5 separate regions of the Homo sapiens genome follow, and regions 1, 2, 4 and 5 are each linked to region 3. Evidence: chromatin loops called from intact Hi-C (ENCODE). Cell type or tissue: K562. All regions are shown on one strand.

Region 1 (5,000 bases), 260 kb after region 3:
TAAAGCATGATCATTTGGAGTCTGTACTGAACGTCCTCAAGTGACTACCGAGGACTCTTCATGCTGATTGGGTGGTGCTTGAATGACACCCTGGCTTTTGTGAGCTCTAGAAATTATTCTGCTTACAAATCCGAGGTTGCTTGTTGTCTGAGGTCATGGAGTTTTACTCCTATGTGCACTGTCTAGTACTCAACAAAGACTCAAGGTGATTCCAGTAACAAATCTGCAGCTAGGTTTTTGTTTTGTTTTGTTTTTATAGTTCTCTCCTTTCTGTAACTCTGTCCTACAGCTTCAAAGGAATTCAGCCTCTCTGAACTCCAATTGCTGTCCTCAACTCCCTAAGACTGCTAGATTCTGTCTGGTTTCCCCTTCCATGTGGCCATGGTACAGAAATTTCCTCTAGGCAGGAAGCTAGGGAGGTTGTAGGGCTCACACTATTGTTTCCCTTTCCTCAGGGATAATAGTCCTGGGCTGCCTACTGCCTAAAGCCTAAAAATACTTTATTTTAGATATTTCATCCAGTTTCTGTGTTTATAGCAGGAGGTTAAGTCTGGTCCTTATTATTTCATTATGGCCAGAAGTACAATTTTCATATGAAGTTACTTTCAATTCTTTAAATTATTATATTTTTTACATTACTTCTTTCAACTATCTAATTCTTAAACATTTAGATCAATATACTCTCAAATTGCCATTATGTGTTTGAGTGTGTGTCTGTATGTGTGTGAGAGACAGAGGGAGAGAGAAAAGAGATACCAAGCATGCTACAGAAAGATATCATTTTTTATTTTCTTCTCTTCAACTTTCAGGTTTTGGCTTTTGAGTAGCAGACATTTTTCTTTAATAGTTATGTTTCTTTTCATGGGAATTATACAAAAAATAGCATCAAAGTGATAATTTCTGCCATTTTATTATCTAGAATGAAGCTAAGTAAAAGTGAATTTAAAGAAAAAGGATTAAATAAATCACAGTAAACATAAAAAACAAGGCAAAACCTTTGAAGATGGTAAGCTGGTGTATGGCTGACGGGTCTGGGGCCTCCTTTACATGGTAGAAGGACTAGATAAAATAAGAGCAGAGGAGAAAAACACTCAGCTATTCTGCGTCTGATCTAACATTTTATTTTTCTTCCCCTTGAAAATTTTGTCTTCCAAAGATGTATTCATATAATTGTTCTTCTGGGGGGATCCTTCTGCATTTGAGTTGACTAATGGAAGATACTTGCAGTGTTTGGAAGTCAACGATATGATGTTACTACCAACAACCACTTTAATCAGAAATAAACTAAGGAGCACTTAGTCCTGAACATCTCTTCTTCATCCATACTTTCCTCTTGACAGCTAAACACTTCTTCCATTTATTCAGAGAGAAAAAAAGACTGGGAGAAAAACTTAAAATAGAACTATTAAGATAGAAGAACAGAAAGTAAAATGAATGAGGACAATTTCTAACAGAAGGAAGCAGAGGGTTCAATTTAAAACCTGTATCTATTTTACAGTTGCCTATGCTGTGGTTGTGTTGGATTGCCAGAGTTTAGAAAGCAGACACTGTCCTTATGGATTAATTGGATGAACCACTTACTAGGGAGGAAAAGAACTGAATGTGTTCAGAATCTGTGACTACATTATTCTAAGCCTAGGTCTGTGTATCTGCCTCCCAGTGCCATATGGCAGAAGCATAGGTTGGTAATTTCCAGATTATTTAGTTCCAAACTTTTCCACAAAATGTGGTGATTTTATTTATTAACACTGAGAAGGAAGATATTCTGCAATATGATTAACAATGGTGGAGAAAAACTATAGAGATAGCTTGTTATAAATACAGTCAAAGCTCTGTAAATCTGTGGTTTTCTTGAGTTCCAAGGCTTTGAGACTAAGGCAGCAAAGATTTAAGTTGCAAGAAGCTCTGTTTTACTCTTTCTCTCTACATCTTCTCTACATCCCTCCTGATGCTACAATTTCCTCAGAGCTTGGGACTGTATGTAGAGTTATTTGACTGACCCTTTTAGCACACAGTAGTTGGGAGAAAACATCGTGTCAAATCATGCTGTGAGGGGATAAAAGGTAAATTCTGCCAGTTGGTTGTCGAATATCTTGTAAGAAAAACTGAATGCTTAGCCTTCTATATAGGACTGCCAATTAAATATTTAAATTAAAAAAATTAAAGATGAGCCAATCCTTCTAAATGGAAAAATACAATGATGCGTCACTAAAACACAATCCTGATGAAGTAATTTTCTATTCTTTTCCATAAGAGATAAGCACCTACTGAGATAAGTATAGGCTCCTACAAGTAGAAGAGCCTTGGAAAAGAACACAAATTAGAGGTTGTTGGAGAAGCAATGGCAGTGACTTTACTGTTTCTTCATATCTTCTTTTTTAAAAATACTGAAACTCACCCCCTCAAACAGGAACAGATAGCATTAAAGTTGATGTTGGCCACTGGGTGGCAGCGATGCCTCAGTAACATTATTTGAACAATGAGGACAGTTTGCCAAGCTTTCTCCATCTCCTCACCTCCAGATTCATAAGCACCATTTTCCATGCTTACAACTGTCACTAGTGGAATCATAAATTCTATTCATAGCTCCACTTATTTTCATCTTTTATTCCTAAGAGGAAGACATAACTTCTCTTAGGCTCTTTATGCTATCTATAATTTCTGGGACTTTTATTCAGAGTTTGTTTTGCTGGGATTTTTTTTTGACCTTTCACTCCATTTTCAGCTTTTTTCTTTCCACTTATGTCCTCTCCTTTATATACAATATGCCCAGAAATATTCTTAAAATTCTGCACAGCTAGGCATTAAGATCAATCTTGCCTGTTTCTCTTGGCTTTTTCTCCTCATCTCATCTTTCCTCTGTACCATAAGAAGACTTTCTCTGAGAGGAGAATGATGAACTATTTACTTTTAGTTCCCAGTTCCTAGATCTGCTAAATCACATCTTCTGCCCCCACAGAAGTAGAAAAAGAAAAACGCTATTGAGCATAAATCTCATGATTTTGTCTTCTTTGAACAGACATTTCTGTCAATTTGCCTTTAGGGATGTTGAGCTTTGAGAATTCTTTCACCCATTTATTTTCATTTTGTTTCTTCAGCTGGGGTCCGTATACAAGAGGACTTCTTTAGTGAGATGTCATGGCCAACATCCACTTAAAATATAAACTTAGTTAAAGCAACTGTACTTCTATGGGGAATCAGCACAAAATCACAGAAATAAAGCTGCAAGTTAACTTGGAAATAATGTTGCTCAAGCATCTGCAACGTTCTTAGAGGAAGGATCTATGTATGTATTCTCCAGAGCCTACAGGTGGAAAGGGAGGGCCTTGGTAGGGCTTTACTGAAATCAGAGTCTGACAGTGGGGTAAGGGAAAAGGCATAACCATCAATTATATTTTCCTCCCAGGAGGGAGTGTCTGCACAAGACATTGATGCTGGATCATGGTGGAGTGGTATGTGTAATGGCAGTACCTGCTGGTGAATCCCTCAGATAAGATATTTTAAGTTTCGTAGGTGGAGAGTACATAATTGCTTAGAGAGTCACTAGCCAGATGCTCATTTATCTAAAAAGTTGGTTCTTGGGAGGCATACATATGTTTCTTAAGATTTTATGTCTAGTTATGAGAGAACTCAGATTTCTGGAACAAATACTGCCCATCTGTACAATAGGGTTATTAAATATTTATTATTTATATTGCCATGGTAAGGAATAAGTAACATATGCAATTCACCCTGCATAGTATGTGATAAGAATTAAGGAATCAGTACATGTAACTTCCCTTCTCTCAGTAATAAACAACAAATGTCATAAGCATGGGCTTAGAGCAACATATTTGCATTAAAGTTCTGCTTACCCACTTACTGGCTTTATGTTTTTGACTTTTAAGTTTAGTTTTCTTCTCTGTAAAATGTAAATATAATAGCACTTACCTTACAGGCAAGGTGCTTTTTCAGGATTTATTGGCCATGTGTGCTATACAATAAATATGCGTTGAATTTAATCTATTACTATTACTAGAAAATATTTTGCAGTAAAATTAATGAAACAACTGGAAAGGCCAAATTAAGCTGGGCATTAGGACTGATTATTAAGCTGGGCAAGTGAAGAACTGTTTATTAAATGACTTAGGACACAATTGCATGATCTATATATTGTTTTCTTCTACAGAAGAAATGTATTTCTACAAAAACTTGAGAATGAAATAAAATAACTTTCTCTTGTTTTGCCAAGAGAAAAGTTATTTAAAAGGGTTGGGTGATAAAGGTAGCTAGATTTCATAGGATCATTGAATGTCTATTCTTAACAATCTTTTTCATTCTATTGCTATTTCAGATGCACTTAATTTCTGCCAAAATTTTGATTATTTTTTAAAAATTACAATAATAAGAACACTTATAACTAGAGACATATATTTTTCCTTAATTAAAAAAGAAGTCAGAAGCTAAGTTTGAGTTTCTAATCTTTAGCACTTAATAAATATATAAGTATACAAAAACCCCCAAGATTTGCAATAATAAGGAAAATATTCAATTAACACAGTAGTGCCTGAGTAGGATCACTGAATATCCAATCTGTGTTCAGGTCGTAACTTAAATACTTTGGTTGTAAAGGTAATTTCCTTACAGTAGTGACAAATTAAGCAATAAAAAATGATTTGGTGACAGAAGTGGCAAGGGCATTACCAACACACCCAATCTTCAAAAATTCAAAGAATGTAATTTTCTTATTTAGAAATAAAATATTAAAGTGGTATTGAACTCTAAGCATAAAGTATTTAGACACATCTGAAAACTAAATTTGTCTGTCTTCATGTTTTGTAGAACTCAATTATAATTCACTTCATTGTTATCATCTTCTCTAGAGAAATCAAAAATAAAATTCTGCCCTTACCTGCCCTCCTTGTGGTCACTGTACAGATTCAATTATAATACTTCAAAATACACTCTTGTGAATCAAATTGAGGAGGTCATATTGAACAGATATATGCGGTTTAAACTGT
Region 2 (5,000 bases), 130 kb before region 3:
TTAGAGATGAGATTTCACTATGCTGTTGAGGCTGGTCTCCAAATCCTAGGCTTAAGCAATCCTCCTGCCTCAGCTTCCTGAGAACCTCTTGATTCTTTGTGTCATTAGTTTTAGAAAACTCTCCTGAGACAAAGTGTAAGGCCACAAAGAAGCTACTCAGTAAAGAGTGCTCTGCCTATTAAACAAAATAGCTTTATGTATGTAAAATATTTTGAAGACTGCTTGATTTTAAAAAACAAGGTTTGTGTCTTAATTCCAGTTGATTTTTATTTTTATTTCTTTTTAAAACCAATTTTCAACTCAGCTCACCATATTTCCAGCCCTAAACTTGACATTTTGTATGATACTAAGACCAATTTATTTGAGAACAGAGACTTTTAGTTTTGTTTTTTTATTTGTATCTTTTTTTTTTAAAAAAAACCATTTTCTTGAGCAATTAATAGAGAGGAAAATTTGTTTAATAAAGAAGAGGATGAGATAGAGGACTCTCTGTAACATGGCATCAGCATTCATTTAGCAAATATTTACTAAGCAACTGTGGTATGTAAGGCATTGTCCTAGATGGCAGGGACACATCAGCAAAAAATGCAAACAAACCAGAAGTCTCCACCCTTGTAGATCTTATTTTCTTGCTGGGGAGATGGAGAGTTAAGGAATAAATAAGTAAATTTTACAGAATGCTAGAAGATGGTAAATGCTATGGAGAAAAATAAAACATGAAAGGAGATAAGAGTGTCAAGTGTGGGTGGGTTGCAATAATAAACAGGACCATCAGGGAAAGCTATCCAGAGATAGGAATGTTTGAGCAAAGATTTAAAAGAGGTAAGAAAACAATTTACCTAAATATTTAGGGGAGGAGGTTTCCAAAGAGAGGAAACAGCAAGTGCAAAGCAATAAGGCAACAGAAGGCCAGGCAATGTGGCTCATGCCTGTAATCTCACCACTTTGGGAGGCTGAGGTGGAGGCTGACTTGAGCTCCCGAGTTCAAGACCAGCCTGGGCAACATAGTGAGACCCTGTCTCTACCAAAAAAAAAAAAAAAAGAAAGAAATGAGGCAAAGGAATTCCTGCAAGGCAGCCTGCATAGCTGAAGTAGTGATCCAGCAGCAGGGAATAGTAAGAGCCTGTCAAAGAGGGGATGGATGGGCCAGACCACATTGGCTCTGAATGCTTTTGTAACGTTTTTATGCTGAATAAAATGGGAAGCCATTACAGGATTTTGAAAAGAGAACTGATATGCTTTGACTTAACAGTGTAAGTACTTCACTCTGGCTGCTATCTTAAGAATTTTCTGTTTGGGAATAAGGATAGGAGGAGAGAGACTGATTAGAAAGTCATTATAATAATCCAGGGGTGCAAGGCTGCTTGTTTGAAAATAGTGAGAAGTGGTCAGATTCTGGATATATTCTGAACAGAGAGGCAACAAGATTTGCTCAGGGGTTGAATGTGATCTCTTAAGTAAAGAAAGCAATCCAGGATGACTCTGAGGTTTTTGACCTGAGCAACTGGAAGTATGTTGTTGCTATTTACCAGTGTGAGAAAGACAGTTTGAGGGAAAGATCAAGAGCTCCATTTGGACATGTCAAGTTGTGACATCCATCCTAGAGTACATGGCCAGTTGAGGGTTATGAGCCTAAAGGTCCAGGGAGAGATCTCTGCTGAAGATTTGGGATACATTTGAAGATTGTTGGCCTACCAGAGAGTATTTAAAATAACACAACTGGGTTAACAGAGAGTGCATGATAGGGAAGATACAGGACCAAGAACTGAGCCCCAGGACACTCTGATGTTAAGAAGCTGGGGCAAGAACAGAAGCCAGGACTTCAGACTGAGAACAACAGTGACCAGTCAGGGAGAAAAAAAAACCAGAGACACTTGTGATGGACTCCAAGTGAAGGAAGTGCTTCAGGAGGAAGGAGTGATCAGCTTTGGAAATGTTTCTGATAGGGTAACATGGGCACTGACTATTGGATTTAGATCTGTGAATTTATTTTTTGGATTAGAGTCAAAGTTTCTTTCCCTCTGGCTTCTGCTCATTGTATTTTTCAGTCGATCGTCCTGCTTTCTGAAGCCGGGTCTGAGTCATCCTGGAAATAGATGCTTATAAGTTCTGGCCTAGTGTCAGGTCATGTGTCTGTTTTCCCTGCCTCTTCAAATTCTAAAGCAACCAATTTCCTGATAGGGTTAGGTCAAAACCTCTTGTATGTATAGTGGGTGGTAACAGAGAAGAGGCCAAGAAGAATTGAATCTCATTCTCCCAGTGCATTTCCAATGTGATTTAGTGTACAGACTGTCAAAGAATATTATGCTTCAAGAGTAACAAGATAGGTGGCCCTTTGGTTCTTTTTTCAGGGAATATGAAAAACTGAAAAAGATGAAGAAATAAGGTATCACAGATTTGGAATTTAAATTATAAATTTGCACATCACGTCTTATGGCATTGGTATTTCAATACTCTATCTAGTCTTCTAGTTCATAAATCAAGAATTACAACACATTCCCAGAACAATGAAAATAGGTAAACTATGGCTAAAAAGCACTTTAAAGATTTGTAGCAACTTAGCAGTTCTCTAAAAATAAAATTTCCTCGGGAGAATAAAATGTTATTTCTATCACAGTGCAAACACCAGATAACTGAAATGTAATAAATCATTTATAAGCTGACTTAAAGAAAGCTTTTATATATTTTGATTAGAAAACAAGTTAAAGAGATGCAGTTCACAAGTTTATTGTATTTTTCTTTGTATACCAATTTTTCTAATTAAGACTTTACTTTGCATAGGTTTTTCATAAGAAAAAATAAATACATATTTCAGGAAGTATCTTTGAATTTTACAAATCTATTCTATACTGAAGATCCAATATCAGAATAAAAATTCCTGTTTTATTTACCTATTGCTACATAATAAATCACTTAAAATCTTAACAGCCTCAAACTACAATTTTATTATCTGTGTGATTTTGTTGGTTAAGTGGGCTCAGCTGGGTGTTTGAATGTATGCAGCAAAGTGGTTTTTCTGTTCCATGTGCTGTTGGCTAAGACTGTGGTCATCAGGATACTGGCTATGCTACAGTACAAGTCGGCTCACTCACATAGCTGGCAGTTGGTGCTGGCTCTTGCTGGGAACTCAGCTGAGGCGTTAGGGTGTCTTGGTTCCTCTGCATGGCCTCTCTATATGTTTTAGGATTCCTGTAGCAAGGGAGCTAAATTCTAAAAGGTTCAAAGTGGAAACTGTCAGTGTTCTTAAGGCCTGGGCTTGGAAGCATAGGAATGTCATTTCTGCTGTATTCTGTTGGTCAAAACCAGGCACCAGTTTAGCACAGATTCAAGAAAAGGAAATAATTTAGGAAATGGCCTAAGCACCCAAGAAGAAAAAAAATATTGAAGGCTATCTTTGGAGATTAGCTACCAGAATTTGTCCCCTGGCTTCAACAGTTAATGTTTCTACAATATGCAAAATATCCTCACCATTCCCTAAAATCCCAAAAGCCTTATTCCATCATGACAGAGCTCAAAGTCTAGCCATTGTCATTAAATCAGGTACAGTATAGATGGGGCTCCTCAGGTGCAGTTCCTTGGGTACCAAGAACCATAAACTAACAGATAAATTATCTGTCATCCATGTTCCTAACTTAAAATGTTAATATAGGATGGTACAACTATAATTGTTTAAAAAGGGATAAAGTAGGAAGTCCATAGAAGTCACCATTTCATAGCAACTCTGAAATCCAGCTATGCATAAGTTGTCATTTATTCTGATTTCAGGGATTGGGGAATATTCTTTGATTAGGGCAGTTCTACTCCCTGGGAGTGAATTCTGTGGTTCTTGGATGTACTTAGTCTTTGGACTCTTTATTTTGCCCTCTGAATCATATCTCCTTTTCCATAGAAATAACTACCATTTAGAGTTGTGTAGCTTTTTCAGCCTGCTTTCTACCCATAGGAGCTTGGGGGCCCAGATGCTTTTTAATTTTAAATTGTCTTTGTACTATTTGGTCCAAGCTTTTACAATTCTTTAAAAAATGATGTGGGTTTTCCATGTATCAAATTACAATCTCTATTAGAAAAAAACACCTACAAATTTCAAGCAGGCCTATCTCTACCTTGGGCTATGGGACATCTTAAAAATTCTTAGAAGCTCTTTTTTGTGTATGTGATAAACAGAGTATAAGAATAATGCCTTTATGGGGCTGGGCGTGGTGTCTCATGCCTGTAACCCTAGCACTTTGGGAGGCCAAAGCAGGCAGACCACTTGAGGCCAGGAGTTTGAGACTAGCCTGGCCAATATGATGAAACTCTGTCTCTACCAAAAATACAAAAATTAGTCAGGTGTGCTGGTGCATGCCTATAGTCCCGACTACTGGGGAGGCTGAGGCACGAGAATCACTTGACACTGGGAGGTGGAGGTTGAAGTGAGCTGAGATAGCACCATTGCACTCCAGCCTGGGTGAGAGAGTGAGATCCTGTCTCAAAAAAATTTAAAAAATAATAATAAAATAAATAAAAGATTCTTGGAGGCCCACTTTTTTAACTGAGAGAGTCTATGAGACTTGATCTTAAGATTCTTAGAAGTTCTTTTGTCTGGCTGGGAGCATCTAAAAGGTACTCCATTACATTTTTCTGAGATCTCAACACAGAATCTTACAACCACACCCCTGCACTAATCTTGGCTGTGAGGTGGTGTTTTCCTGGCAGTGCCCTGGCATTGCCTCTAGGTTTCAATTTACTTTGAGTATATTTTGTGACCTGGGAGTTTGAGAATGACAAAAAAATTTATTTTCCAAACCAGTGATTCTGGGATTGGAAATGTTTCCTCTATATGCTACTTGAAAACAGAACAACTTTTTCTTCAGTTCATCTATTTTTTTTCTTATCACACACAATTAAAAAACAACACTTGGCACTTTCAAAAAATGCCATCTGAAAATGTTCTTAGTTATATCTACAAGCCATCTTCCATACTATTGCAAGCAAAAATGTTGCCAAATGTTTTACGACTA
Region 3 (5,000 bases):
GTGAACACTTGTCCTGGAACACAAACAAAGTCCTAAGGCATTGCACAGCAGTGGGGCAAGTAAATGCTCTTTATCACAAGATGTCTAAGAGAGCTCATGGTGTTTACAAGGAAAATACATGCACTTTAATTATTTTGAATGCATTTTACCAGTACGATAATATATGCAGGCTTTCCCCATCAAACATTTAGCACCCAATATATAATGAGACCTTTTCCAGAAATAACTGGAAAACAATCACTTTTCAGGCTTTTAAATTCATTAGCTTTACTTGTCTATTCAATGCCCTAAAGAAACTCAGTCAACTATCATCTATGCTTATAAGACACTGAAAAAAACACCCCGCTCAGAGATCCATTGATCTGATGCCGGATGAACTGATGAGTTTAGTGTTTTGTTATATACCATGCTAGATATTTCTGAGAATATAGATTTTTTATTCCTACTGTGGATTTTAAAAAAACAATAAAGGCTAGATAAACCACAAACTCAAGTTGCAGGGGGCTAGTTTTCTTAGAGAAATTACTAATATCAAAAACAGCCCCAGTACTCATGTGCACACACACTTTAAACAGAAAAGCCTGCACATTTTAAAGGCAAAAGAGAAAGTAAATGTTTAACTAGGTAGTATTGTTTTATTATACATACTTCTAGTCAGAAGGAAGAGAGACTGTGAAAGCAAACCCAAACAAGCTAAGTGTGGATGTGGGCATTTCTACTTCTATTATTTTTTTAACTCACTATTTTCTTGGTTTGATTTTTTTCTAAACTAGAAAGTTAAAGAGGGGAAAAGTACTTGATTCTGTTAAGCATCCTACCATATTACAACAGAGAGGTGTTTGGAGATTCTTGTGCCTTCACAGGCTTGTATCTCCATTCTGCTTGAACTCAGGTAAAATATTGAGGGTCATGTCTTCACTCTTGGATTGCAAATTTGCCTCACTTCTTCTAGAAGCTTTCCTTGTGGCTCGGGAGAGTCTCCTTCTGAAAGTATCTCCCGCCAAGAAATAGAGAATGGGGTCCACACAACTGTTGAGACTTGCTAGACCTCTTGTCACCTGATACGTGGCATAAACCCTGTCATTGAAAGCACACATTGCTGGGGTCTGAAAATCAAGCCGGGCCCTCAAGTTCATCGTTTTCATCACATGGAAAGGGATGTAAGACACAGCAAAAACAGTCAGTACAATGATTACCAGGTAAATCGATTTTCTCCTCAGAGGAGAGTTGTCCAGATCTTTGTAAATCAAAGCTCTCACAATTAATCCGTAACAGCCCAGAATCAGCACCAAGGGGACACAGAACATGGCCACGGTCGTGCACATGCTGTAGATGAAATAACTTCGCAGGTACTCGTCTGAGGTGGTGTCGTAACAGGTGATGGTTTTGTTTTTGCGGACCCCGGTACCTGAGTAGAAGAGGATGGGGGAGATCGCCACCACCACAATGAGCCACACCAGCACGCTGATACAGATCGCATTCTTCTTTTTGAGCCGGCCCAGGGACTTGAGGGGGTACACCACACCGCTGTACCGGTGGGCACTGATGCATGTCAGAAACAAGATGCTGCCATAGAGGTTCACATGAAAGATGAACCTCTGCAGTTTACACATGGCATCCCCGAAGATCCAGTCTGTTTTATTGAAGTAGTAGAAGATCAGGGCTGGCAGAGTCAGCACGTACAAGAAGTCGGCCAGAGCCAAATTGAACATGTACACGGAGATGCCGCTCCAGGGCTTCATGTGGAAGACGAACATCCAGATGGCCACGCTGTTGCCCAGGAAGCCGATGATGAATACCAAGATGTAGACAGCCGGCAGGTAGTAAAACTGGAAGCCCGTCTTGGTCAAGGCGCATTTGAACGACGAGGAGACGGCGGCAGTGGAGGCGACCGTGCTGTTCCCCCAGGACGAACCCGGACCGGCCAGGAAGGCAGCGTCCGTCCCGTTGGGGACAGCCGGCCACAGCACCTCGGTCATTCTCTCCTCCTCGACTTAGGCGGCGGCTCCGAGGGGTAGGAGGCGGCGAGAGGGCAGCGGCGGCCAGGGGCGCAGCAAGCATCGGAAAAGCCAGCGAGCGGAAGGGAGCAGGCGAACTGGATCCCCGCGGGAGGGGGCGCGCAGGGGCTCGCCCACGCCAGCTCTGGCCCCGCGTTCGCCGCGGGCCATGAAATCCGCCCCGGGCCGCCACCGAACTGGGCTATCGGGCAAGCCAGCAACTTCTCCGTCCGCTGGCAACGCCGAGCTTACACAACAGGGCGCGCAGGGAACCGCCGCGGATAACTTTCCGACTGCGCTTTCCCGAGGGGCCGCGGGTCCGCGCTGCAGAGCGCGCCAGAGGCGCAGCGAGGTCAAGGGAAACTCGCTCTGCAGGGCTCTAGCTTGGGGAGGCTGCTCCCCAGCCTCCTTGGCTCAAAGATCAACTTAATTGGGGGCATCTTCCTCCTCCCTACCTTAGAAACGTGCAGCTCAGTTTCGGGGCGTCTAACCGCTTCCTCCGCCCACCCTGAGCTCAGCTCCTGGCAGCCATCGGAGCGCGCGTGGCCGCAGACTCGTGCGCTTCTGCAGCGCGTCCCGTTCGGCGTCCGCGTAGTTCAGGAACCCCTTCCCCAGGCCCAGCTCTGTCCGGAGTGCCGGGGTTAGGCGGGAGAGCGGAGCTCCCTAGAGGGTGGGCGGAGTTTGGGCACCGGGGCGAGTCCGCACTCCGCGGGGAGGCGAGGGGCGTGCCTCCGCCGAGCTCGCCCAGCAGCCAGCCCGCGTCCTCCAGGGCGCAGTGGGAAGCAGGAGGCGTCTTCTGGGGAGCAGGTCTCCGCCGAGGCCGAGTGTGTTCAGCCTCTGCCGGCACGCTGCTACCGGAGTCGGCGGCGAGGGAGAGGGGTGCGCTCCAAGGTGGCTGCTGGCAGGCGATTGGCCCGCGAGCGCTCCTTCCCTCTTCCGCCAGCTATCTCGGCAAAGTGAAGTTGCTGACACACAGGAAACCCTTCCGACCGCTTAGAGCCTTCTGCCTACAACCCCAGAGCCGACCAGTCCGTAGCAGGAGCCTCTAGGGCCCTCGAGAACCACGCCAGGTGTTTTCAAGCTCCAAGCAGCCAGGAGTCCCTAGCTGGGAACGCCTGTCATTGCAGAGCGTCTAGCTTTGCCGGGACCGGATTTCTGGCACATGCAGGAACCTGCTATTCCAAGAGGGCGCGAGCCTCCAAAGGAATGAGGGTTGGGAGAGGAGTGGAGAACTCTGTTTCGCCCTTCTTACCTTTTTTTTTCTTTTTTTTAAATTCTAGTACTGTTTTTTCTTAATTACCCAAATGCTAATAAACCCACGTCATTAATAACATCAACGTGAGAATTTCCAAAATAGTCTTGTGAAGATATTACTAGTCCATATTGCACATTGCTTCAGCTCAAATTTGTCGTCATAGATACTTAACACCTATCAGACAAGACAAGCTCCCCAAATCCTCCTGTTCAGTACATTTAAAGATCAGAAGCTACAATGAAAAAAAAAAATTCGAAATTTATCCCTTTGAAAGTAATTTGAATGCCAAATGCAATACATTTATATTGATAGACGTAAAAGACGGTTATAATTCCAAAGTGACTAAGGTATGGTTTTGGTAGGGGGTGGCGGGGGGAGGGGGGTATTTCCAATTCTATTTCTTTAAGTTAAAGTGATTAGTTACAATTACCTCTAGTATCTTAAAAATACAGACTTGGGACTTCCTTAATTACTACATTTACTGACAAACTCGTTTTCTTGCCTTGAATGTAAATTTTAAGCAATGCACTTCAAAAATGTATTTGAGCAAGTTTAATTGGAAACTAAATGAAATATTAGCTGTTCAGGAACATATATAAATGGACCCGCACAAGAATGGAATCTAGCACTTCTTGACAAGTTACTAGTTAATGTATTTTTACATGACACATTAACAAAAGCTTTTCTCTTAGAGGAAAAAAAATCCAAAAAGAAAATATCTGTAAAATATATAACATCAAGATTTCTTTCTGGTCCCAGATGCTACATGATAGTGTTCCCTTAAAAAATAAAGGAAAACCACGAGCTCCTGGCTTTGATACCACAAAGGAAAATATCCCCCACAAGATCCAGATGGTTCTTTAGAGGAACACATATAGGAAGGAGCATATCTTAGCACATGGTATGAATACACTGGGTTTTGAATTGTAGTCAATTGAACAGCATAAAAATTAATAATAAAACAAGAGTAAATAATTCAAGTAAACAGTGTGAATGAGGTTGTCTTGAAAAGTCTTACTTTTTGTGTTTCCTTCCAATCTCCTGATTATATGAGTCTATGATTCTGAGCCTTAACATGAAACATTTGTGTATTGTTTGATTAGTATGGTCCTAGGTGGGATGATTGTCTATTAAGAGAGAAAAGGAAGCAAAGAAAACCATTAAGGGTTCCAGGGGTACTCAATAGGTCTTAAGTCCTCACTCCTTTGCATTTTTTATTTGCAACCTAGGCAATATCTGACTTCACTCAGAAGTTTGTTGCAAATGCATTAACTCATAATGTGAGTGTTTTGAAATGTACACTTAGTCCAGATACCATTAAGTACTTGCAGAAAACTGACACCTTACTAGGAATTGGGGGATAGTTGTTTTAAGTGCACCACAGACTTTTTAAAAAATGATGTTAAAAAATAAATTTTGGGCTGGGCGCTGTGGCTCACGCCTGTAATCCCAACACTTTAGGAGGCCGAGGTGGGCAGATCACGAGGTCAGGAGATGGAGACCATCCTGGCTAACACGGTGAAACCCCCTCTGTACTAAAAATACAAAAAATTAGCCGGGTGTGGTGGCGGGCACCTGTAGTCCCAGCTACTCGGGAGGCTGAGGCAGAAGAATGGTGTGAACACAGAAGGCGGAGCTTGCAGTGAGCTGAGATCGAGCCACTGCACTCCAGCCTGGGCGACAGAGTGAGACTCCGTCTCAAAATAAATAAATAAATAAATAAATAAATAAACAAACTTTGTAAGCAT
Region 4 (5,000 bases), 75 kb before region 3:
TCTGTATTAGTTTCCTGGACTACCATGACAAAGTACCACAAACGTGGTGGTTTAAACTGCAGACATTTATTCTTTTACAGTTCTGGAGGTGAGAATTCTGAAATCAAGGTTTTGGTAGGAACATGTTCCCTCTGAATGCTGTAGAAAATAATCTGTTTCATGCTTCTTTTTTAGCTTCTGGTGGTTGCCAGCAATCCTTGGAATTATCTGGCCTATAGCTGCACTGTTCCAATTTTTGCCTTTTTGTCATGTGGCATTCTTCCCTGTGTCTACGTGCCTCCAATCTCACTCTTCTTAAAAGGACACCAGTCATTGGCTATGGGGCTCATCCTTACCCAGTATGACCTCATCTTAAACTGATTAGATCTACAAAATCTCTATTTTCAAATAAGGTCACATTCATAGGTATCAGGGATTTGGACTTCAACACATCTTTTTGCAGAACACGACTTAACCCATGAGCTCTCCAAGTGATTCTAATGTGTAGCCAGGTTTTGGGAGCTATAGGTCTAGACTCAGTGGTTCTGAAACTTGAGCAAGCATCACAATCACCTGTAGGACTTGGTAATATGTGGATTATTGGATCCCACTCCAAGATTCAGTAGGTCTGGGTTGGGCCCAAGAGTTTGCATTTTTCTAACAAGTTTGAAAACCACTGATCTAAGAAAAAGGAAAATGAAGTATATTTCTCATTCCCTTGGAGGAGCAGCATCTGCATCACCTGAGAACTTAGTGGAAATGCAGAATGTGAACAAGAAACTGCATTTCAACAAGATTTCCTGGTAATTTGAATGTTTGTTAAATTTTTAGAAGGACTCTTGCATAATTTTCAAAATAAAATTTTTCTTAAATGGCTTACCAAATGAGTTACTGGGGGAATAGATGAATAAAGGAATAAGAGAATGAATAATGAAATAGAGGCCCCAAGTGGGCCTTCCAAATCTATTGGTCAAGTTTTCTCAGCGACTGTGAAGACAGTGGCTTGTCATCATAGTGGTGGAATGGAAGTACCTTCCACAGCCAAGTGTTTTCCGCATGATTGGTCTGTTCCAGGCTCTAAAAAGTTCCATATTTTCCCTCTCCCTGCCCCATCCCAAATAATCTCATCTTAATATTTTGTGGCTTCACTATTAGCACTCTGTTGTTTGTGCCAAAGATTGAAATAGGAGGCAGGCTGGAATACAGAAAGAAACACAGTGCTCTGTAGATTTAGTGACGAACTGGCTCTGGGCCAAAGAGTAACAGGTAAGTTTCACAGTTGCAGCTGAAAAAGAAATGAAAGCTTTGAGAAAGCCTAGAGCCAAGTCAAAACATGCCATATATGATTTTCTTTTGGCAGATATACTGTAAAATAAGAGTAGACCAAATTCCCCAGGTAATAGTAATTGACCTATAAATGTCATTATTGATAGATTGTGTTTCTGGAAACATTGTTCTAGAGCTAAAGTGCTCATATGAACCTCCGAAAGGAATTTAGAATTAGGCTTTGAAAGTCTCTTTCTCTCTTTACTAATGATTTCAAGTTTCCTTTTGGAGGGTTGCACCTTTTCTTTTTTTCTAATTATTTATCTAAAAAAGTCACATACCCAAGCAGCCACAAACAGTAAGCCAAAGTTTTCTTGGAAAAAAAAATGTTGGTTTGGAAAAGGTTATTTGCTGTCATTTCTTCACGGGGCCATTCACTCCCACATCTAATTATTTGATAGGAAGATTGATAGAGTTCACATTAAGGTTAGCTTTTTTAAACCTGCCAATCTGAGGAAGAGTTGATACTACATTTTCATAAAACATTATTGTTGAGTGAGGCATTGCTATGGTTTCAATGTTTGTGTCCCCAAATTCATGTTGAAACTTAACTGAATTAAGAGGTTGGGCCTTTATGGAGGTGATTAGGCCATGACAGCTCTGCCTTCTGGATGGGATTAGTACCATTATAAAAGGGATTGAGGGAGTGAGTTCAGCCCCGTTTTGCCCTTCTACCTTCTGCTTCCTGCCACATGAGGACAGTATTCATCCGCTCCAGAGGACACAGCAACAAGGAGCCATCTTGGAAGCAGAAAGCAGCCCTTACCAGACACCAAACTTGTTAGCTCCTCGATCTTGGATTTCCTGGTGTCTAGAACTGTGAGGAATAAATATCTATTGTTTATAAATTACGCAGTCTGTGGTATTTCATTATTGCAGTGCAAATGGACTGAGGTGGGCATAGGCTGATTTTGGGGGCAATGCCATTCAGATGTTGCATCCTGCTATGTAGCTTGAGAAACAATCCTTTAATGTTCTGTTGCCTCCCCTTCCTCTTTTGTAAAATAAGATTAATAAAATGTTCAATCTCTCTCTCCTAGATGTCTATTCAATTTAAGTAGAACACGTCTCATAACTAGAAAAAAACTTCCCATATCTTTAGCCATGTAATACAGATACATTTCTGTAAACATCATTTTATTTTATTTTTATTTTATCCTATTTCTGTTACAAGCTTCAAAATCAGTTTCCACGTTCTAAATGCTCATTAGGCAAATAGCATTTTTGGTCATAAACCAGCCAGTTATACAAATTATTTGAGTTTTATAATAACTAACAAAATTAACAACTCTAGATCTCTCCTTATTTGTGCACAACAAAATATGTGCCTTATCCAAACCCAATATGAAAAATCCTCCTTCTCTCTCTCTCACATTCTCTGTTGTTAAATTGCTGAATCACTGTGTGTGGCAGCCAAGTTCAACTCTACTGGGCATGCCTGTTTGAGAATAGTCAGGGGCACCCAAGGTCCCTCTGCTATTTCTAGATAACAAGAACAGAAGAGCAGCCTGATGCCATACTCTAAACAGCTCTGTGTGTGTGTGTGTGTGTGTGTGTGTTTGTGTGTGTGTATTATTTCCCTACGTCTTATTAAAGCTGGCAGATACTCTGTATGTTTATACAAGTAATAGATTGTACAATTTGGGCATGATGGGGGGACCTTGAGAAATCATGTATTTCAACTTCAAATTATAGCATGACAAAATGTAGATAATCCTGGGCACGGTCAGAAGAGCTGGGTGCTGGCTCAGTGGCTCACTGAGGTGTACTCTAAATCACTTTCCAAGATTAATGTGAGGAATATTTTGATAATTAAGGTTTCTCTTTCTCTCACATTTAAAGATAAACTCACAGACTGCAGGATTAACTCTACTTTCTTTAGTTCTTATTGAGAACAGAAGTAATATTCTTTGAATAATGTTTTATTGATTTCCAGTGCTATTACTTAGCACCATTTTTCCCTTCCCTAAATTAAAAACAAATCACTTTCATCTATACTTGAAAACTTACTTTTATAATTCCTTAATTATTACTCATTAGAACTAGATGTTATTACATAGTAAAGGGTTGATGAACACTCAATAAAATTGTAGATTATTTTACAAATCAAGAGTGTTAGCTCTTCCAAGAGATGAATAAGTTTATGCTCTGGAAATGGCCTGTCTGCTTTTGATTGATTACTTTAGTAACAATGTGATTCCGAGCATGTCATGCAAATTCTCTGAGCATCAGTTTCTTCTGTTGTAATAAAAGAATAAGAAGGCTGGGCGTGGTGGCTCACGCCTGTAATCCCAGCACTTTAGGAGGCCGAGGCAGGCGGATCACAAGGTCAGGAGTTTGAGACCAGCCTGGCCAACATGGTGAAACCCCGTCTCTACTAAAAAAAATATACAAAAATTAGCTGGGCATGGTGGTGTGCGCCTGTAATCCCAGCTACTTGGGAACCTGAGGCGGGAGAATTGCTTGAACTCGGGAGGCAGAGGTTGCAGTAAGCTGAGATCGCGCCACTGCACTCCAGCCTGGGAGACAGAGCAAGACTCCATCTCAAAAAAAAAAAAAATAAAATAAGAAAAGTACCTACACTATAGCACTGTTGTGAGAATAAAGTGATATAAAATATATAAAGTTTTAATCATGGTGCCCTATATTTAGTAAGTGTGTGAATTTGAACTGGAAAACAGAGGCTATATGGTTTGTACAGTTTATTTGTATTGAAATACAGTGTAGTTAAATGCTTCTTAAAACACTTTTCAGCTGGGTTTTAAAGTCTGTTGATTATATAAAAGTTAAAAAAACATTTTATTTGTTATCATGGACTTTCAATCACACCTATTTAGGCCTACAATATTGGGTTTTATTTTAGTTGGTATTTGTTACTGACCAATCTTTTAAAATTATCTGTTACCATCTTCGAACCTTTTCAGTTTCACTAATATATAGTCAACCTTTCTCTAGACCTTGCAATTCTTAGTTTGCAAATATGATTACTTAAAAAAATTCCAGAAGATACTATCTGTAACAATGGAGTCCTTTCTTCTATTAATCCCCCCATTAACTTATATATGGAAAATGAACTTTTAACAGAGAAAGATAAAAAAAAGTGTTATAAGAATTTTAAAAATAATTTCAACTGTTATTATAGATTAAAAGGTAAATGTACAGGTTTGTTACATGGGTAAATTGCATGTCACTGAGGCTTGAAGTCCCACTGATCACACCACCCAGGCAGTAAGTATAGTACAGAACAGGTGGTTCTTTAACCCACATTCGCCTCCTTCCCTCCCCTGTCTAGGAGTCCCCAGTGTCTATTGCTCTCATCTTTATGTTCAAGCGTATTCAATGCTTAGCTTCCACTTACAAGTGAAAACATGTAGTTTTTGGTTTTCTCTTCTTGTGTTAGTTTACTTAGGATAATGGCCTCCAGCTGCATCCATGTTGCTGCAAAGGACATGATTTCATTCTTTTCATGGCTGTGTAGTATTCCATTGTGTATATGTGCCACATTTTCTTATGTAATCCACTGTTAATGGGCACCTAGATTGATTCCATGTTTTTACGATTGTGAATAGTGCTGCACGAACATATGAGTGCATGTATCTCTTTGACAGAATGAATTATTTTCCTTTGGGTCTATACCCAGTAATGGGATTGCTAGGTCAATCCGTAGTTCTATTTTAAGTTCTTTGAGAAATATC
Region 5 (5,000 bases), 120 kb after region 3:
AATCAAACTGATTGCCATCTGCACTGTTATAGAGACTTAACTCATATTAATTCAAAGAAAAGTAAGTGGTTTATTTTTTTTAAATTCTCAAATGTGTACATTGTTGAGGAAACAAACATTTACTGCATGTCTCCCTAGTGCAAGAATTTTCCAGAAACAAGAAAGAAACGGTGACTGCCTTTGTAGTTTATGCTCTAGCTGGAAGAGACATACAAAACAAAGAAAGAAAGAAAAAGAAAGAAAGAAAGAAAGAAAGAAAGAAAGAAAGAAAGAAAGAAAGAAAGAAAGAAAGGAAGGAAGGAAGGAAGGAAGGAAGGAAGGAAGGAAGGAAGGAAGGAAGGGAAAGGAAGGGAGGAAAGAAAGGAAGAACAGAAAGAGAAAGAAAGAAACAGGTAAATTACATTGTGGGGACTGGCATGAAGAATATGGAACAGAACTCATCTTCCTCTACTTCTTTCTCTTCCCTTCCCTTCTGGACATTTCAGCCCTAAAACTATTCTATGGAGCAGAGCAATGTAGGGGGAGAAGGAGTTTGATCATTTAGTGTAGATTATCAGAGCCGGAACAGGGTGAGAACACCTGCAGTACAGAGGGACGGTGGCGACTGGAGACTGGTTACATATAGGAGAATTAATCATGTAAGAAAATACACTAGAAACCATAGAAGCCAGATTTCTCACCTCTGGAAAACCGAGTTACAATTAATAGAAAATGGGACAACTAGAATGAATCATGTACAACTGGATTGGAATGAAAACATGGCTTTCAATGTATTTGCAGATAAGTATAGAAATAAATAGGTAAATAGAAATATATTTTAGTAATATATAACAAATATATCTAATATCTAATATAGTTTTATATATAATACATAATTATATATTATGTGATTATATGATATATATAATTATATATTTTCTATATATTCCTTGGCTCTTTCCACTGAGAAGGCTCAAGCACCAATACCACAATAGCAATAAGCACTCTTGAAGCCCAGATTTTGGATTCTAAATACAATTTTCTGCCAAAAGAAAAGTCTCTTTGAAAAGATGGCTAATTCCAGGGCCTGGGTAGGGAAAGTACAAGATGAGTCCGGAGCATCTTATTGTGCCAGAAATCAAAGAGAGACTCAAATGATGATGATAATATCTCAAAAGGGAAAATAAGTCAGCTTGAAGAGGCTCCTAATAGCCAAATCTGGGACAATTGCAGCATCAAAATAAATAGTGATAGTAATGGGTGAAAACGTGTTAAATAAAATAGAGAACCATTCATTGATACAGATATAAATCAATAAATGAAAAAACTGGAAATTCAACAAGGAAAATGATATTTATACTTTCAAAGTACCTCTCCCCAAAATCCTTACAAATTACAAGGGGAAATGAGTGACTTTATAGTGAAGAAGCCCGGCAGACACCACCTTCATCAAGTGATCAAAGTGAACATCGCTTATAAACAGCAGAATCCAACCCATCTGCCACCTGAGAGGATGCAATGAGAGGAACACAGCAGCATTTCTGTGATATTTCTGCCAATTATGCATAATTCAATCTAATCATAGGGAAATATCATGCAAACCCAAACTGAGGGACATTCTACAAAATAACTGGCCTATAATCTTAAAGAATATGGTCATGAAAGTCAGGGAAAGAGTTAGAAACTTTTCCGATCAAAAAGACTACAGACAACTAAATACATTGCATGACTTTGAACTGCATCTATTTGTTATAAAAGATATTATTGGGACAATGTGAATAGAGCCAAACAATTAAATGGTAGTAATGTATTAATTTTAATTTTCTGAGGTTACTTGTATTGTGATTATTTAGAAGACCGTCTATGTTTGTAGAAAATACGCACTAAAATCACAGGAAATGGTTGGGTCATCATGTCACAGTCTTACTCTCAAGTAGTTCAAGGATAAATTCCTTTCTACAGTATTACCTCTTCTGTAAGTTTTTAATTGTTTCAAAGTAAAGCATTTGTAGAAATTTAATACGATAGATTAATATCATACTGCACATGGGCAACTCCTCTATTTGTGTTGTCCAGAAAATATTCTCTGAAGAGTTGACATTTCAAGCTGAGAGCTGAAAAATGTGTCAGTCATTCAAAGACCTGGATGAAGAGGGTTCCAGGAAGAAGGACCAGCTGGTGCAGAGGCCTTAGACATGAAGGAGTTTAATGAATTCCAAGACTAGAAAAATAAAAGTGTCCAATGTAGCTGGAGGCCTGGGAGGAGTGATGAAGAATGCATAGACAGGCTCTCAGGAATGGCCACACTGGTGATGATAAAAAGTTTAGAAGTTTATTGAGGTGCTAAGGAAAACCAGTGAAAGATATTAGCAAGGGAGTAATATGAACTCATTTATATTTTTAAAAACCACTTGGCAGAGAAAGGGGGCAAGAATGAATATAAAAGAGATAAATTTAAAGGCTATTTGCAGTAGTAGTAAAAGATGGAGAAAAATGTCAGATATATTTTGCAAGTAGAAGTGATAGGATTTTCAGATGAATTGAATGAGGATGTTAAAGAAGAGAAAAACAAAGGGTAATGAGAGCAGCTGTTCCTTATTTAGAATTTGCTGTGTGCCAGGCTGCCTCTAATCACTTCACACACATTTATTAACTCATTTAACCCTCATAACAATCCTATGGGACAAGTACTATTGTTAGCCCCATTTAAGCTTACTAAGGCATGAAAATGTTAAGTGACAAGACTAAAGTCACACAGACAGTAGGTGGCAGAGCTGTGATTTGAATCTATAAACTGCATACTTAACCACACAGTATATACATTTTTCTTTCTAAATCAACTTTTTGAGATATAATTTACATATAATGCAACACTTGTAAGTGTACAGTTCAATGAGTTTTAACAAATTATGAAACTGTGTAACTACCACCACAATCAAGACACAGAAAATATACATCACCTAAGAGTTTCTCCTGTAAACTTTTAGACTTAATTCTCCCCACTTTGCCCCTGATCCCTTCAGCTCCAAACACTAGCCAGTTCTGAATTTATTGATTTATTTAGAGACTGAGTCTCGCTCTTGTTGCCCGGGCTGGAGTGCAATGGCCTGATCTCCACTTAAGGGAGGAGACCACCTCTCATATTATCTTATGCCCAATTTCTGCCTCCAAAGAAAGAAAAAGTAAAAACTAAAAGGCAGAAATGAAATCCGCAAGCAGACAGCCCAGCGCCACACCCTGGGCCTGGTAGTTAAAGATCGACCCCTGACCTAATCAGTTATTTTATCTACAGATTACAGACATTGTATAGAAAAGCACTGTGAAAATCCCTATCCTATTTTGTTCCGATCTAATTATCGGTGCTTGCAGCCCCCAGTCACGTACCCCCTGCTTGCTCAATCGATGACGACCCTCTCATGCGCACCCCCTTAGAGTTGTGAGCCCTTAAAAGGGACAGGAATTGCTCACTCGGGGAGCTGGGCTCTTGAGACAGGAGTCTTGCCGATGCCCCCAGCCGAATAAACCCCTTCCTTCTTTAACTCGGTGTCTGAGGAGTTTTGTCTGCGGCTCGTCCTGCTACACACTCACTGCAACCTCCGCCTCCTGGTTCAAGCAATTCTCCTGCCTCAGCCTCCCAAGTAGCTGAGATTACAGGCACCTGCCACCACACCCGGTTAATTTTTTGTATTTTTAGTAGAGACGGGGTTTTGCCATGCTAGGCTGGTCTCGAACTCCTGACCTCATGATTCGCCTGCTTCAGCCTCTCAAAGTGCTGGGATTAAGGGCATGAGCCACCACTCCCAGCCTGGTATTTCATGTAAATGGAATTATACAAGTACATACTTTTTGTGTCTGGTGTCTTTCCCTTAGCTTAAATTAGTTAATTAATTAATTTATGAGACAGAGTCTCTCTCTGTTGCCCAGGCTGGAGTGCAGTGGGGCAATCTCGGTTCACTGCAACCTCCGCCTCCCGGATTCAAGCGATTCTTCTGCCTCAGCCTCCTGAGTAGCTGGGACTACAGGCCTGCACCACCACTCCCAGCTAATTTTTTTGTATTTTTAGTACAGACGGGGTTTCAGCATAGTGACCATGCTGGTCTCAAACGCCTGAGCTGGTGATCCACCTGGCCTTGACCTCCCAAAGTGCTGGGATTACAGGCATGAGCCACCGTGCCTGGCAGCTTAAATGTTTTTAAGCCTCAACCATGTTGTTACATGAATCTAGAGCTTGTTTATTTTACTGTAGCATGCTATTCCATTGTATGGCTATAACAAAATTCACTATCCATTTACTAATTGATGAATATTTGGACTTTTTACAGTATTTGGTTATTTTGAATAAAGCTGCCAGAAACATTGGTGTACAAGTCTTTTCATATAACTTTTTTTATGAAAAAAATTTGAGTACAAATCTTTTCATAAAACTTTTTAAAATTACATTTTGAATAAATGTAAGCCTGGGAATAGAATTGCTAGGTCATATGTTCCATTTTTCAAGAAACTGCTAAACAGTTTTCCAAAGTTGTATCATTTTACATTCTCATCAATAATGTATGAGAATTCCTCTTGCTCCCATCTTTGTCAACATTTGCTATTGTCAATCTTTTTTAACTTTACCTATTCTAGTATATATATAATTTATATTTTTGTGATGGCTAATAATGTTTAGCATTTTTAATGTCATTATTGGCCATTCATATATTATCTTTTAAAACTGTTTACTTTCCCTACACTTACTTTTTTTCTTTTTGTCTTATTATGTAGGTATTGTGAATATTTTTTCCCCATCTGTGTCTGAGAGCATTTTTGTTTTCTTAATTGTGTCTTTTGAGGACCAAAAGTTTTTAATTTTGGTTAAGTTCAATTAACATTACTTTTTTTCTAATAGCTAATGCTTTTTGTTGTCCTAAAAAATTTGCTTACCTCAAGGTTGCAAATATTTTCTTCTATGTTTTCTTTAGAAGACAGTTTTAGCTTTTATCTTGGGTCTATGATTCATACCTAGTTAGTTCTGTGTAAGG

The links. Hi-C counts contacts between places; a loop is a spot of excess contacts. Peaks named below come from ENCODE experiments on the same cell type or tissue, not always from the same donor. Only the 100,000 strongest peaks of a DNase experiment are listed, where the experiment ranks them.
Region 1: it touches region 3 in a loop (3-fold over the local background); 4 of 110 quality-filtered maps call a loop at or near these places.
Region 2: it touches region 3 in a loop (2.6-fold over the local background); 8 of 110 quality-filtered maps call a loop at or near these places.
Region 4: a loop joins it to region 3, with 2.0 times the contacts of the local background. A loop is called at or near these places in 4 of 110 quality-filtered maps.
Region 5: a loop joins it to region 3, with 2.4 times the contacts of the local background. A loop is called at or near these places in 3 of 110 quality-filtered maps.

Annotation. Positions count from the first base shown.
Region 1 is chr3:152,572,102-152,577,101 of GRCh38, reverse strand. No RefSeq gene overlaps it. Among named protein-coding and RNA genes, the nearest start is that of P2RY1, 260 kb to the left of the region's middle. RefSeq lists a silencer at 2,435-2,514. In K562, a CTCF peak has its summit at 2,439 (motif pointing right); a DNase peak (open chromatin) is centred at 2,441.
Region 2 is chr3:152,965,674-152,970,673 of GRCh38, reverse strand. No RefSeq gene overlaps it. Among named protein-coding and RNA genes, the nearest start is that of P2RY1, 130 kb to the right of the region's middle. In K562, no CTCF peak of the experiment used is centred here; a DNase peak (open chromatin) is centred at 2,133.
Region 3 is chr3:152,832,762-152,837,761 of GRCh38, reverse strand. It overlaps P2RY1 (purinergic receptor P2Y1), which reads right to left and starts at 2,631. Exons shown (of 1, transcript NM_002563.5): 1 at 1-2,631. The coding sequence starts at 1,979. The coding sequence ends at 858. RefSeq lists silencers at 1,668-1,962, 2,675-2,724 and an enhancer at 2,395-2,494. In K562, a CTCF peak has its summit at 2,311; DNase peaks (open chromatin) are centred at 2,171, 2,831 and 2,941; H3K4me3 peaks cover 3,610 bases.
Region 4 is chr3:152,907,420-152,912,419 of GRCh38, reverse strand. No RefSeq gene overlaps it. Among named protein-coding and RNA genes, the nearest start is that of P2RY1, 75 kb to the right of the region's middle. In K562, a CTCF peak has its summit at 2,003; a DNase peak (open chromatin) is centred at 2,749.
Region 5 is chr3:152,711,928-152,716,927 of GRCh38, reverse strand. No RefSeq gene overlaps it. Among named protein-coding and RNA genes, the nearest start is that of P2RY1, 120 kb to the left of the region's middle. In K562, a CTCF peak has its summit at 2,763 (motif pointing right); no DNase peak of the experiment used is centred here.